2 separate regions of the Homo sapiens genome follow, and region 1 is linked to region 2. The links are chromatin contacts, found by Hi-C in ENCODE. All regions are on one chromosome and are shown on one strand. Each heading gives the region's core, a stretch centred on a gene start or an enhancer-like site at or near the end of the contact. The rest is flanking DNA. Distances are from core to core; before and after follow the strand shown. Region 1 holds the start of SLMO2-ATP5E (SLMO2-ATP5E readthrough). Region 2 holds the start of RNF114 (ring finger protein 114).

What was found. Hi-C counts contacts between places; a loop is a spot of excess contacts on that map. Pooled maps may share reads with other maps.
Region 1: a loop to region 2 is called in a map of CD8-positive, alpha-beta T cell, with 37 times the contacts of the local background. The contact joins the promoter of SLMO2-ATP5E here to the promoter of RNF114 in region 2. A Hi-C loop is called at or near these places in 2 of 168 maps with a recorded cell type or tissue (CD4-positive, alpha-beta T cell and CD8-positive, alpha-beta T cell), 1 of 37 single-sample maps with no recorded cell type and 9 of 50 pooled maps.

What each region holds. Positions count from the first base shown.
Region 1 is chr20:59,038,127-59,045,768 of GRCh38, reverse strand. It overlaps SLMO2-ATP5E (SLMO2-ATP5E readthrough), which reads left to right and starts at 2,923. Exons shown (of 6, transcript NR_037930.1): 1 at 2,923-3,070. PRELID3B (PRELI domain containing 3B) reads left to right here and starts at 2,983. Exons shown (of 6, transcript NM_016045.3): 1 at 2,983-3,070; 2 at 7,135-7,303. The coding sequence starts at 3,039. RefSeq lists a silencer at 2,666-3,065.
Region 2 is chr20:49,931,458-49,939,088 of GRCh38, reverse strand. RNF114 (ring finger protein 114) reads right to left here and starts at 2,692. Exons shown (of 6, transcript NM_018683.4): 1 at 2,537-2,692. The coding sequence starts at 2,676. RefSeq lists silencers at 1,323-1,617, 1,903-2,197, 2,656-2,845, 3,412-3,491, 4,930-5,130 and an enhancer at 2,438-3,043.

The sequences.
Region 1 (7,642 bases), core at 1,674-4,173, 9.1 Mb before region 2:
GTCCGGGAACAATGGGACATGTGGAATGAAGATAGGGCAACAGCTGTAAAGGTGGTGTGCAAGTGAGGGGAATTTGGAAATAACAGTAGCTGAGGCCCAGCTGACGATGGAGTGCTTCTCCTGCCTGGCCTGTCTCTGGAACTGGCTAACATGGGGCCACTCATGTCAGTGCTGCCATCTGCCTCTTGCTATACCAACCCCTGATCCCAGCCTCTTAGCCAATCCTCCTCTGCCCACTACCTTCCATAAGGACCCAGAGGCTGCACTTCAAAGTTCTGGGTCTCTTGGCTGTGAACACCCAACCCTTCCTTTAAATATCCTCTAGTTGATTCTTGCTGGGCATGGTGGCTTATGCCTATAATCCCAGCACTTTGGGAGGCCGAGGCAGGCAGATCACTTGAGGTTAGGAGTTCAAGACCAGCCTGGTCAACATGGTGAAACCCCATCTCTACTAAAAATACAAAAATTACCTGGGTGTGGTGGCACGCACCTGTAATCCCAGCTACTCCAGAGGCTGAGGCAGGAAAATCACTTGAACCTGGGAGGCAGAGGTTGCAGTGAGCCAAGATCGTGCCATTGCACTCCAGGCTGGGCCTGGGTGACGGAGTGGGACTCTGTCTAAAAAATAAATAAATATCCTCTAGTTGATTCTTGACTTGTGTTTTGGTTTTGGTTCCTGGCCAGTTGTAAAGTTCCTTGTAGGTAAGAGTTAATGTCTGCATTCTCATCCCAGACACGGAGCTCGGCAAGATCCCAACAGGAGATCCCAGCAGGAAGGGTGTGGAGATGTGTGTCATCCCTGGGGCAAGGGCCATAACTACCAGTCACCTAGTTAATTTCAAATCAAAGTAATGATCTGTTGTTAATGACTTCTCTGTTTCTGTGAGAGGCACTGTCAAGTAATGCAGTGCTTAGGTATCTAAAAACCATTAATTTGCTTCCTCTGTGTCTCCTAACAGAGTCTCCAGGAGATAATCATTATGTAAGTCTTACCCTCCAAATCCAAGCAAGAGGTGGTATTATTTCTACCATGAGGAGACACGCAGAGAAGACAATTGGGTCCTGGATCTCCATCTTTCCATGCCCCATCCCACCACTCTAGATCTAGTAAGTAAAATTAGACTGATATAGTATGTGTGTTGGGGGCACGGGAGATAGGTGTCATTTAATTTTCATGACTAAAACACAGAAATTTTGAACTTGAGAGCAGAATAATGTTCTCTAAAATAAACAGAACAGGAATGCTGAATGGTGAACAGCCTCATGGAACTCCAGGAATAGCAGGGACAGGCTGTTCTGTGCTGATGGTTCTTGAACCAGTGTTTTTAACACCCAGCGACGTTAACTGCATCTTAGTCAAGGCTGAGGTACTCTCAGTAGCCCTTAAAGCATTACCTCCCCAAGAAATCACTCTTAAGTACTGTAGGTTTAAAAAAAGAAAATCTCAGGTACCACAAATTGCACTTAGCAACTACCCAACCATATTATTTCCTTCCTGTCTAATGTAATTTTTGTTTTCCTGTATAAAGGACTTATGTTATTTTGAAAAATTATCCTCCCTCCTAAATTAACCTGGCTTTTTGTCTTTAACAATCAAACAAGCTAAGAACAAGAATGAGGTGGTCCTTCTAACAAGCTTCTAAGTAACTAGATGTAAAGATTTTCCTCCATAACCTTCATTGAAAATGGCAAATTGTTCTGTTAGGAGGTAGACGGCTGTGGAGAGTGCAGGAGAGCAGGGTGGGAAGCCATATTCTGAAAGCTAAGCCAGGCAGTCTGTTCCCTGGACAAGGCTCATCTCTGAATGAAACCACATGCCACCTCCTCCTGCCCCAGCAATTCTTAGTCATTCTTTCATCCATTGATGCAACAAATAATTGTCATTTAGGAAGGGGGAAATCACTGAACAAGTCTGGCAAGAGCCTCGCCCTCAGGGGCTTACAGTCTAGCGGAAGTTACAACAAATAAACTAGATGACTCCATTAATTCATTCATCCCACAAATAGCTATTGATTTTTTTCATTTTTCAATAAGTAGTCATTGAGCCTTGACTATATGGGAGACACTGAGGATGATTTTTGAGCAAGACCGGCAAGATTCTTGCCTTCAAGAACTCAGTTCGATTGTGAATTTTCACAAATAAATTAACAAGATGATGTCAGAGGGGTAAGTGCTATAAAAAATGCAACAGGATATTGTGACGGAGCAGAGCAACAAGGTGAGAAACGGTGACGAGGGAAGTCTCTCTGGGAGAGACATCTCAGCTCAGATCCATCCTATGCACCTAGGGCAAGGTGTGCCCGGCCAGGAAGCTTTTCTACCCGACCCCTGGCACCGTGCTTCCGGACCGCATCCCTCGTAGGGGTATTATTCATGGGCAGGTCTGATGTTAGCTTCTCCGCGTCACGCCTTATTTATCCCCTCCGAGGGCTGCAAGCTCCTGGCGGGCAGGTGGGACTGGCCCAGCTGATCGGCTGGGTGGCTGGTGGATTTGGGAAAACAGCCCGGGCTGACCCAGGAGGTGGCTGGAACTCTCTATAGGGCACCAGGAAATTTTGCACAAGTGACCACCACAACGAACATCTATGTCAGCAGGCTGACCGCATGCGTCCACACGCCTCGAAATGCCAGGCGAGGATGTGCTGGGCCAGAAGGACAAGGAGGGCCAAGCGGGCGCGCAGGCACCTCCTGGACCTGACCCAACTCTGCCCAGAGGTCAAGGCTCGCTACAAGCCCGCCGCGCCTGCGCAGCACAGCGCCCGCGCCGGCCCCTCCAGCTGCCGTCGGCGGCACTGCGCCGGCGCGATGCGCCCGGCGCTAAGAGGCGGGGTTTCCTTGCGCCGCGCGCAAGGCTGGGGCAAAACCCGGGCCGGGATAGGGCGTGGGGCCGCGCGTCTGGACGTCCCTCGCGTCGGGCCCGACAGCGCCTGCGCACTGCGCCGCCGGCTGGGGTGCTGGGGGCGGGGCAGGGGCAGGTGTAGCCTCTGTGCCTCGTTGTCCCCTGGCGCTACCCGGACATCTCTCAGGGTGCCGGCACCATGAAGATCTGGACTTCGGAGCACGTCTTTGAGTAAGTTTGGGGCGCGGGTCGGCTCCGTGGAGGGCAGGCACGCCGGCCCTGGAGTAGAGGCGAGGCAGAGGCGGCCCGCAGGAGGCTTCTAGGCGTCGGGCCTAGCGAGGGGAGCGAACTCTGAAGCCTGCGGGCCCCGGCGACACGGAGGGCAGACCAAGGTCACGACCCCGAGGCGCCCTAGCCGAGGGGACGGCTCCGACCTCCAGACCCAGGCGGCCTTGCGACCGGCAGGGCTACGGGGTCACTTCCGGGCTGTCCCCCACCATGAGGTAGCCTCGGGCCGGCGGCCTCCTGAGGTCCTGGGGGCGTCGCGGAGCACGAAGCCCTTGACAGCACTCAGGGTTGCCCCATCCCGCCCTGTGAAACCACTTTGGGACGTGGACCCGAGGATCCCAAGAGGGAGGTGTTGGTTTTCTCCAGAGTGTACTTTCCCTGGCCGCCGTTTGGGTGGAGTTTCTACCTTCGAATGTGAATTTCGGGTGAACTCTGACCACCAGGATGTGAAGCCTTTTCACAACTCGTTCATCTACGCAGCAGAGCCTTGGATTTGGAATTCAAGGTCTAGCTCTGGCTGTAACAAGCGTGTGACCCTGGGTTACCCATTTTCATCTGAGAGATGGAAAAGGACGATCGTCAGGGCCTACCCGTGTTAGCTCTTTGAGGCCACGTTCAGGAACATCTTTTTGGATAATGTGAACTGTTTACTAACGAAACTAAGCCTTGAACCAGTTGGATGTGGAGAATTATATTCTCTTCTAGGTCCCTGATTCCATTTACAAAAGAGCCACAAATTTAAGCAGCGAAATCCTTTTTTTTCCCGAGTTACCTGCTCTGTTCCGCTGATCTTAATGTCGTTGCCACACTGTTTTAATTAGTATAGCCTTGTAAATAAATATGCTACAAAGCCATTTATGTTTTTAAAACTGTCTCTGAAGGCAAATTTTTTTTAAATTTCTTTTTTGAGGCAGAGTCTCGCTCTGTTGCCCAGGCTGGAGAGTAGTGGCGTGTTCTTGGCTCACTGCAACCTCCGTCTCCCGTGTTCAAACGATTCTCCTGCCTTGGCCTCCCAAGTAGCTGGGATTACAGGCGCCCACCACCGCGCCCGGCTAATTTTTGTATTTTTAGTAGAGACGGAGTTTCACCATGTTGGTCAGGTTGGTCTCAAAGTGATTCGCCCTGGTCAGGTCGCACCTGACCTCAGGTGATTCGCCCGCCTTGGCCTCCCAAAGTGCCGGGATTACAGGTGTGGGCCACTGTGCCCGGCCTCTGAAGGCAACTTTTAAAACGTTGTCCGCATTTGTACTCAGTGGGACACATCCTAGGGCCTGCTGTATCCTGCAAAGTATAGAATACTGGAATCAGAAGGAAGCTTTCTTTTCCCCCTACTGTTTAGTCTTTTTGGGAGGAAAAAGACCCGAAATTTGTGGTCATTTAGATGTTCATTAACCTGGTCGCATTCATCACTAGTCCATTTCAGCTCCGAGGATGTTTAATTTCAGTCCTCTTCCAGGTTTGCATGCTTCAGTCCTCTTCTGGGTTTGCATGCTTCAGAGGTTCTCGGCACTCAGTCTCCCTAGAACTGTCTTCTCCCATATCTTCCCTAACTCTTCTTCCTGGCTCATCCCCTCCTTCCCTCTACACTCTTTCTGCCTTTGTCTTCAGCGCTTCCCTGTCTTTTCCCATTCAGTGTAAATGTTCAGTGAGATTCTGTGTTGGCCTTCCTATATTGGATTTTACCTGTGATCTTAATTTCTTTTTTGTTTCTCTTTTCGTCACAGACTTTTTTTTTGTCCTGGGAGAAGCAGCCCTGATCCGTGCTTTCTCCCCACATAATCTGAGCTGTTTGGTCAAAGTCCCAAATGATAGGTATACATTTATGGCACCCAGATCTGTACCTTGAGCTCCAGCCTCTCTTGAGCTCCGCTTTTCATTTTCAGGTGCCTGTTAGGCATTGCTACCCTCGTGTCCCACAGGCCCTTAAAACTCAGCCTGTCTGAAATTGAAGTCATCATCTCCCCTGACAAATCTGAGCGTTGTTTCTGATCTTTAGGATGTCACTCTCTAACAATGTCTAAGTCATCATTCTACATCTTATCTGTCTTTGATTTTCCAACACTTTTCTTCTGAGGCCTATAGTTGGCATCCAGGTGAAGTCATTCATTGATTCCTTCAACTTATAGAGATGCCCAGTATGTGTCAGCCACTGTTCTTTGGATTGATTACATTTTCATAAGTAAATCAAGACCTCGATGCTGCGCCAGTGGAGTTAATAATGTCCTCACCTCGTTTCAAAGGTGAAGAAGTTGGACCGGTCAGTGAGCCATAGCCAGGTCCTCCTGATTCTACTTTGGCGTGGTCTTTGAATGTCTTCCATTGTGAGATCTTTTCCACGTAATTATGTTAATACAGCTCAGATTAATTGCTGGAAGATTAATCATAATAAGTATTGTTTGTAATGTTTGAGCTGGTTATGGTTCATAAAGCAATCTTGAGCCAAGCTAAGTCAACATCAGTGGTTTCAAGTTGGTTCAGAAAGGAGAGATGGACTAAATTACAAATAATGCATAACCACCCTGAAGTCATGCGATTATTAATTTTTTAGAGAGGGTTGGGGGAAGAGGTAAGGGCATGGAAGCCAGCTAACCATGGCATATGACTGGATGGAGACCTGGGGAGGGTTCATCTGATTTTCATTTTAGAGAGTTGCCTTGGTAAGAATCAGTGCTTGGCCTGTATGCTTCGATTTGTCGGGACACTTCAGATTGATGAAGCAACTCTGCTTATATACCTGCATTGATTGCTGGATAAGGCTGGAGACTAAAGACAGAATGAGGTTCATTGGTACAATATTGTATAGAAAAGAATATTATAATGAAAACATTAAAAATGATGTCACTGGTTGTCCAGGGTTCTGGGAAATTAATGGAGTTGAGATTTTCCTTTTGTCAACGAGATGTAGTTGTCAATCTGAGTTCTCTAAAAGGTTGGAATAATGTCTACTTGTTTTACTTTTAGAAAAATAAAAAGTAATGCTGTGTGGCTTAACAGTCATTGTGGCTTGAACATCATCCCCAGATCTTGTCTTTTTCCTTTAAATGAAGATGAGAGCACAGATAAGTAGTGTAGAAAGCATCCGAATCAGACTGCAGGTGGACTAAGTCACCTTTAATACTGATTGTACTTAATAAGGGGTCCTTTTGAAAATGATATTTTTTGTACAAGTGTCTTATTCACAGAAGTTGTGAAGTGAACAAAGGTTGCATCACATTTTGAATCATCCAAGCACATGTGCCTTTTTGAAGAAAATAAAGATACTGCAAGTTCTCAAGTGATGTGATATTATTACCACTTCAATACTAGGTGATAAGCAAGTGCTTATTATATTAAAAGAGAATATTAGAAAATAGTATATTAGGAGTGCACCTTAAGGACATTTTATTATATTGAGTGACCTTTTCAAAACAGAAATCAGAATCACTCTTTTGAGAAAAACAGTAGATAAAGATTGACTGGAGGAGCCATTGTTATGTATTACATTAAAATGAAGGGAAAGTTCAATAATTAAATCAATGCTTTGGATCTTTTTGTGATCCCTGTAAGAATTTATAGTGCCCATAAACTCTTTTACTTTTGTTACTTCCGTATAAACTGATAGAATTGGGGTCAGAAAAAATAATAAATGGCATAATGATACTTTTGGCTATTTGTTTCAGTAGAACATAATTTTTAAATACATTTTCATGAATCATTGGTTCTTCCTAGAAACAATTTACATGTGAAAGTGGATAAGGATAAGTAGGAAAGATGGTGTAGACTGCTTTGATCTTTATAGATATGAGTTTTTTTACATAGCCTGTATTGTGGAAAAATACTGAAGCCTGTTAAAAATGTAGATCAGTTTCCCATAATCATCAGTGTTTCAGAAGGTAATTTTTCCTAGGTAAACTCATTAAACTTACATTGTAATGAATGATTTGATAGATTATAAAAATTGTTTAACTCATATGCATAATTTTAAATGTCTGAATTTTTTTTTTTTTTTTTTTGGTTCACATCGGCAGCCACCCGTGGGAAACTGTTACAACAGCTGCAATGCAGAAATACCCAAACCCTATGAACCCAAGTGTGGTTGGAGTTGATGTGTTGGACAGACATATAGATCCCTCTGGAAAGTTGCACAGCCACAGACTTCTCAGCACAGAGTGGGGACTGCCTTCCATTGTGAAGTCTGTAAGTGTGTCTTTATTCCCGGAGAAATGTGACTGCTGTAGAGAAGTTTTCTAAACCGCATTATACTTTCAAATAGGTTGTGGGAGCCGATTCTGAATGTCATTTTTTGCATCCGTTCAAGTTGTATTATAATAAACTTGAATTATGAGTGTATAATGAATTGGAAATATTATTACAGTCTTCATGAAGGCACCCAATAAAATTTTCTTAAGGAAGCCAGCTAATGCCGTGTGATCTGAAAGGAGTTCTATTCTGCTTTTTCTGCTTTTGCCAGCAACTTGAGACCAATACTAAGGTTTGGCAGTAATGGTCTGGTCATAATTGTTAGGTGACAGTTCT
Region 2 (7,631 bases), core at 1,443-3,942:
CACAGATCTGGGTGCAGAGCTCCACACCAAGATCACGCCACACACAAATGAGGACTGGAAAGGAAGGCAGGCAGACCTTGGGGGCCATGATGCGGTAGACCATGGTGAGAAGGGCAAGTGATGAGGCAGTAGAGACAGGCAGGGCCTGTGGCCATCACTTGTGTTGCCTGTTCACAAAGGCAGATGACAAGAGGAACCCAAGAGAGCACAGAGGGTCCAGTGAGTATAATGGAACCAAACCCAGCATGCAGATAAAAGCAGCTCGAAGTCTCTTCTCAAGCACACACACAGGTACAGCTCATCTATCAAATGTTCACGAGTCACTTTGTGCCTGAGACATGCCCAAACTACCAGCCTGCTTTTGAACAACTCAAATATCCTGGGATGGCTTTTCAGTTTCTATTTCCTACTTATGCGCCCTTTTCTAGTTCAGCCTTCCGATGCTCCACTCCGTCACAGTGCTAGGAAGAAATTCCCTTCTCTTGGGCACCCAGCCAGCTGCCTTTCTCCAGCTGTATTCTACCAGATTGGAGAACACAGTCATTCAGGGCTTGAAATAAAGTTTTATAAAAATCCAATGCCCCAGCCAGAGTTGCAGTGATGCTCAACTTTCCAAGCACAAAAGGTAAAAATCAACTAGGCACAGGAGAAAGCAGTCGGTTGGAGCTAGCGGGGATTTGGGCTGCCCTCACAGAGGTGCTTCCATCTGTCTTCAATTTGCACTGAACTGCTGATCACGTGGGGCTAGGACAGCGAGGATAGAGAAGAGCCAAGGTTTGAAAACCAGTACTGTTCCTTGCCCTCTGACCTAGGAAAGGTTCACCAAGCTCAAGAAAATCTCAAATTTTGCTGCTCTTCATTTAGCAAACTGTGCTGGGTCTAGCCTTTTTACAAATGTTAATAGTAAATGAAATCCACTGAATTAATCCAAAATCAGGTAAATCTGATCCAAGGATAAGTGGATTCAATGAAAAAGCTAAAGACCACTTCAACTCTCGTGAAGCTTGCTTACACGACTTATTAGTTCATTCAACCATTACCTGATCACTCACCCCACGCACAGAGGTGTGATCCCTGAAATACCCTCCCACTTGCAGAATGAATTTTTACAATAGTTTGACCAGTCATTGGTACTTATTTATAATCAATTCACTGGACTGTAAACTCTGAAGGCAGAGTCTACCCCAAAATCTGGCACACAGAGGCCATTCCAGTCAGTTCAGGGGCAATAAAGATATGGCCACTCCGTCATGAGCTGTTAAGTTTTGCTCTGTGCAAGCAAGGAGAAGGAAGTTAAGTCCCAGAAAGGAAGTGGGGGAAGTAATTTAGATGGGGATGGTATTTGGTGAGGTAACTTAACCTGGGACTTGAAGCCTGAAAAGGGAGGGGTGGGGGGAAGAGTTCCAGGCTAACCGAATTGCAAAGATGAATAGCCTAAAGCAACATGATGAAGCAAAAAGCAGCCAGCTAGGTGCCAAGCACTGTTCTCTGGACTACTGAAATGGTCACCTGCAGTACATCTGGGAAGAGCTAGGCCACGGTGACCCTTCCCTAAGAGAGCCTCGGACCCTCAGTGTATTCACCTGTAAAATGGCTGCCAACCCTCCCCCGCTGCAGGGTGGCTATAGAATAATGCCCATGGAGTGCAATGGCTACTGTGCCCGCTGCCAAGACCAATGCCAAGGTGATCCCACGATAAGCACTGAGAGGGGCCAGAGGAAAAGCCAATTCTGAGGCAAGAAGCAGGTGGCCACGTTGTCTACAATTCTTTCAACTCAGATGTGTTTGTGCGTCTGATGGAACAAGGCTTAGATTCAAATCGACCAACCTGACCAACCTCGAAAGCCCCGGCCACAGCCCAGGACCTGGACTGGACATTTATACACATATCTGCTTTAATCATTATAACCACTCTATTCACAATATTCAGGTCATGAAGGCTTAATTGAAAACTGAAAGAAACAAACCTCCTACACAGGAAGTAGAATGCTAACAATCCCATCTGCCAACTCCCACCCCCCTTTCACAGCTAAGGGCAAACTGGCCAGATCCCCATAAAGACTTCCCTTTTGTTGTTTTAGTCTAGTTCAGCGTTTCTCCCGACTTTAGTGCACAGTAGAATAACTCGCCACAGCTAGACACGACGCCAAATGTCCTATGCTTTAAGAGCGACGTGGACTAGAAAGGAAACGTCGGCTCTCCAAGGGCGGACTTCGGAGCCTAAAGTCCCCGCAGGGCACGAGTCCACTATCACGTGTGGGAAGGAGACTGACAGGCCGCCTGGAACATCGCAGGCGCTCAACAGACAGCAGCTGCCCCGCTAAGACGGGCGGAGGAACGGGATACTTAGGAGTGAGCGGGGCGGGACAGAAGAGCGCCCCGGCAGCTTTCACGGCCCTTAGGAGCCCCGGGGGACACCCCCGGGAGGCCCCTCTGGGTGGGTCCTCTGGCTCCCGCCCTGAGACCCATCTCGCTCCTCGGCTCCATTCCCTTCCCAGTTAAGCGCCCCCCGACCAGGCCCGGGCTCGCCGCTTACACGTGTCCGCAGGGCACCTGTACCGGCTTCTCGTACACCTCTAAGCACACGGGACACGTGAAGCGTCCTAGGGGGTCAGCCTCCGCCGCCGGCCCCGCCAGCTGCGCAGCACCCCCGCAGTCCCGCTGTTGCGCCGCCATCTTGCTGCCGCTCTGCGCCGCGCAACGGCGGCCGATGAGGAGGAGGCCGAGGGGGCGGGGCTCGCGGGGCGGTGAGCGGTTGGGGGCGGGGCTAGCGGGTGGGCCGCCCCTCGGGGCCCCTCTGACGCAAGCGAGCTAGAGGCCGAGGGAAATCTGGAAAACGTGGAAGCCAAATCCAAAGGCTGCCAGAATTGGGACGGGCTCTGCGCGTGGGCCGCTGTTTTCCAAATTTATCGTTAGTTCGGCACCACTTGCACTATCACTATTTATCTTCGAATCAAGTTGCTTTTTCCTTAAATTTATTTATTTATTTATTTAATCTATTTTGGGACAAGGTCTTGCTTTGTCGCCCAGGCTGGTGTTCAGTGGCGCGCGCGATCATGGCTCCCTGCAGCCTCGACCACCGGGGTTCAAGCGATCCTCCCACCTCAGCCTCCTGCGTAGCTGGACCACAGGCAGTCACCACCATGCCGGACTAATTTATTTATTTTTGTATTTTTTGTAGAGACGGGGAAAGGAGGGGGGGAAGGAGTGGTGCAGAGAGCGGGCGGGTCTCACTGTGTTGCCGAGGCTGGCCTCGAACTCTTGGACGCAAGCAATCCGCCTGCCTCGGCAACCCGAAGTGCTGGGATTACAGCGGTGAGCCACAGTACCCAGCCATTTCTTAAATTTAAGCAAATTCTAATAACAGATCTAATTCCTGAGCTGCAAGAAGAAAATCAATATCATTTATTTATACAAAGGAGCTGGGCAAGGTGGCTTACTTCTGTAATCTCAGCACTTTGGGAGGCCGAGGTGGGCGGATCGCTTGAGCCTAGGAGTACTAGAGCAGCCTGGCCAACATGGTGAAACCCCGTCTCTACTAACAATACTAAAATTAGCCAGGCGTGGTTGCCCATGCCTGTAGCCTCAGCTACTCAGGACGCTGAGGCAGGAAAAGCCTTTGACCTGGGAGGCGAAGGTTGCCGTGGGCCAAGATGGCTCACTCACTCCAACAGTCACTAAACTCCAGCCTGGGCAACAAGAACGAAACTCCGTCTGAAAAAAAAAAAAAAAAACAAAAACACAACCTGGCTAACACGGTGAAACCCTGTCTCTACTAAAAATACAAAAAATTAGCCGGGCGTGGTGGCGGGCGCCTGTAGTCCCAGCTACTCGGGAGGCTGAGGCAGGAGAATGGCTTGAACCTGGGAGGCGGAGCTTGCAGTGAGCCAAGATCTTGCCACTGCACTCCAGTCTGGGCGACAGCGCGAGACTCCCTCTCAAAAAACAACAACAACAACAACAAAACAAAACAAAAAAACCCCAACAACAAAGTACATTCATTTCATATTGTGCAATCATCACCATCAGCTATCTCTAAAATTCTGGTCTTCTTGCTAAACTGAAACTGAAATTCTGTCCCCATTAAACAATAACTTCCTCTTCCCTCCTCCCATCCCCATACCCCCAGGCCCTGGCAATTTTCTGTCTATGATTTTGAAGCACTTATAGCTATAAAATTTCCCCTGAGCACTGCTTTCACTGTGTCCAGTAAATTTTGGCATGCTGTGTTTTTGTTTTCATTTGTTTCTCAATATTTTCTCTATTTATTTAATTAATTTATTTATTTTGAGATGGAGTCTCACTCTGTCGCCCAGGCTGGAGTGCATTGGTGCAATCTCTGCTCGCTGCAGCCTCCCTCTCCTGGATTCAAGCAATTCCCTTGCCTCAGCCTCCCAAGTAGCTGGGATTACAGGTGCCTGCCACCACGCCTGGCTAATTTTTGTATTTTTAGTAGAGACAGGGTTTCACAATGTTGGCCAGGCTGGTCTCAAACGCCTGACCTCAAGTGATCCGCCAACCTCGGCCTCCCAAAATGCTGGGATTACAGGTGTGAGCCACCCAGCCTGGCCTGTTTCTGAGTATTTTCTAATTTCCCTTGTGATTTCTTCTTTGATCCATTGGTTCTTTTAAGAGTGTGTAAATTTCCACAAATTTGTGAATTTTCCAGTTTTCCTTTGATATTGATTTCTTTTTTTTTTTAACCCCCCCATATTGATTTCTAGCCTTATCCAATTGTGCTTGGAGAAGATATTTGGTATGATCTCTTTTATTTCTTCTTTCTTTCCTTCTTATCTTTCTCTCTTTCTCCTTTTCTTCTGTCTCTTTTTGTAGAGATGAAGTCTGGCTGTGTTGCCCAGGCTGGTTGCAAACTCCTGGGCACGAGCAATCCTCCTGCCTCAGCCTCCCAAAGTGCTGGGATTACAGGCCTAAGCCACCACAGCTGGCTGATGTCTACCTTTTAAAATCTCTTGAGGCTTAATCTGTGGCCTAACATATGGTCCATCCTGGAGGATATCCCATGTGTGCCTGAGAAGAATGTGGATGCTGTTGTTGCTGGGGAGTGTCTGTACATGTGTTAGACCTGGTTGTCTTACTGTGTCGCTCAAGTCCTTTATTTCCTTACTTGTCTCCTGTTTGTTCTATTTATTCTTGGGAGTGGGGCATTGAAGTCTCTAACTATTATTGTGGAATTGTCTATTTCTTCCTTCAATTCTACCAATTTTTGCTTCATATGTTCTGATGGTCTGTTATTAGGTATATAAATGTTTATAATTGTTATATCTTCTTGCTGTATTGAACTTTTTATTAACATACAATGCCTTCTTTATCTCTTGTAACCTTTTGGACAAGTAATTTTTCTTTTTTCTTTTTTTGAGACAGGGTCTTGCTCTGTCGTCCAGGCTGGAGTGCAGTGGTGTGATCTCAGCTCACGGCAACCTCTGTCTCCTGGGTTCAGGTGATTCTCCTGTTTCAGCCTCCTGAGTAGCTGAGACTACAGGCATGCACGACCACGCCTGGCTAATTTTTGTATTTTTAGTAGAGACAGGATTTCACCATATTTTTTAGGCTGGTCTCAAACTCCTGACCTCAGGTGATGCACCCGCCTCGGCCTCCCAAAGTGCTAGGATTACAGGTGTGAGCTACCGTGCCCGGCCTGGACAAGTAATTTTTCTGATATTAGTATTGCCAGCCCTCCTCTTCTTTGGTCACGCAAAAAGATATTTGCATGAAATATCTTTTTCCATCCTTTCAGAACCAGTCTATAAAGTGAGTTTCTTATAGAGAGCAATACAGTTGAATCATGTTCTTTAAAAAAAAAAAAAAAAAAAGCTGGGTATGGCGGCTCATGCCTGTAATCTCAGCAGGAGGAGGCTGAGGCGGGTGGATCACCTGAGGTTAGGAGTTCAAGACCAGCCTGACCAACATGGTGAAACCCTGTTTCTACTAAAAATACAAAAATTAACCGGGCCTGGTGGTGCATGCCTGTAGTCCCAGCTACTTGGGAGGCTGAGGCAGGAGAATCGCTTGAACCTAGGAGGCAGAGGTTGCAGTGAGTGGAGAACGAGCCACTGGACTCCAGCCTGGGCAACAAGAGTGAAACTCAGTCTCAAAAAAAATTTCTTTTAAATTAATTTTTTTTTTTTTTGAGACAGAGTCTCGCTCTGTTGCCCAGGCTGGAGTGCAGTAGCACAATCTCGGCTCACTGCAAGCTCCGCCTCCTGGGTTCACGCCATTCTCCTGCCTCAACCTCCTGAGTAGCTGGGACTACAGGCGCCCACCACCACGCCCGGCTAATTTTTTTTGTATTTTTAGTAGAGACGGGGTTTCACCATGTTAGCCAGGATGGTCTCGATCTCCTGACCTCACGATCGGCCCACCTCGGCCTCCAAAGTGCTAGGGATTACAGGCGTGAGCCATTGTGCCCAGCCTAAATTTTTCCTTCCTTTTTTCCTTCCTTCCTTCCTTCCTCCCTCCTTCCCTTCCTTCCTTCCTTCGTTCCTTCCTTTGTTCCTTCCCTCCTTCCCTCCCTTTCTTTCTTTCCTTTTTTTTTTTTTTTTTTTTTTTGAGACAGAGTCTCACTCTGTCACCCAGGATGGAGTGCAGTGATGTGATCACAGCTCACTGCAGCCTTGACTTCCCAGGCTCAAGTGATCCTCCTGCCTCAGCCTCCTGAGTAGGTGAGACTACAGGCATGTGCCATCACACCTAGCTATTTTTTCTATTTTTTGTAGTGATGGGGTCTCACTATGTTGCCTAGGCTTTTTTTTTTCTTTTTTGAGACAGGGTCTGGCTCTGTTGCCCAAGCTGGAGGACAATGGCAAAATCTTGGCTCACTGCAACCTCCACCTCATGGGCAAAAGCCGTCCTCCCACCCCAGCCTCCCAAGTAGCTGGGACTATAGGCGTGCACACCACACCCAGCTAATTTTTAAATTTTTTGTAGAGACAGGGTTTCACCATGTTGCCAAGGCTGGTCTCGAACTCTTGAGCTCAAATGGTCCTCCTGTCTTGGTCTCCCAAAGTGCTGGGATTACAGGAGTCAGCCATCATTATTAAAATTTGTTTGCTTAAATTTAAGAAAGGGCTGGGCATGGTGGCTCACGCCTGTAATCCCAGCACTTTGGGTTGCTGAGGGGGGTGGATCACTTTTGTCCAGGGGTTTAAGACCATCCTGGGTAACACAGTGAGACACCCCACCACCCCCAACTCCCTCCCCCATCTCTACAAAAAATACAAAAATAAGTGGGAGGATCACTTGAGGCCAGGAGTTCAAGATCAACCTGGGCAACGTACCAAGACCCTGCTGTCTACAAACAAACAAACATAAAATTAGCTGAGTGCAGTGGCATGTGCCTGTAGTCTTAGCTACTCAGAGGAGGGTTGCTTGAGCCCAGGAGTTCAAAGCATCATTGAGCTGTAATCTTGCCACTGCACTCCAGTCTGGGCAAGAGCAAGACCCTGTCTCAAAAAAAAAAAAAAAAACAAAATTAATGCCAGGTGCAGTGGCTCACACCTGTAATCCCAGCACTTTGGGAGGTCAACATGGGAGGATCGCTTGAGGCCAGGAGTTTGAAACCAGCTTAATCAACATAGCAAGACCCCGCCATCTCTACATAAAAAAAACTAGCT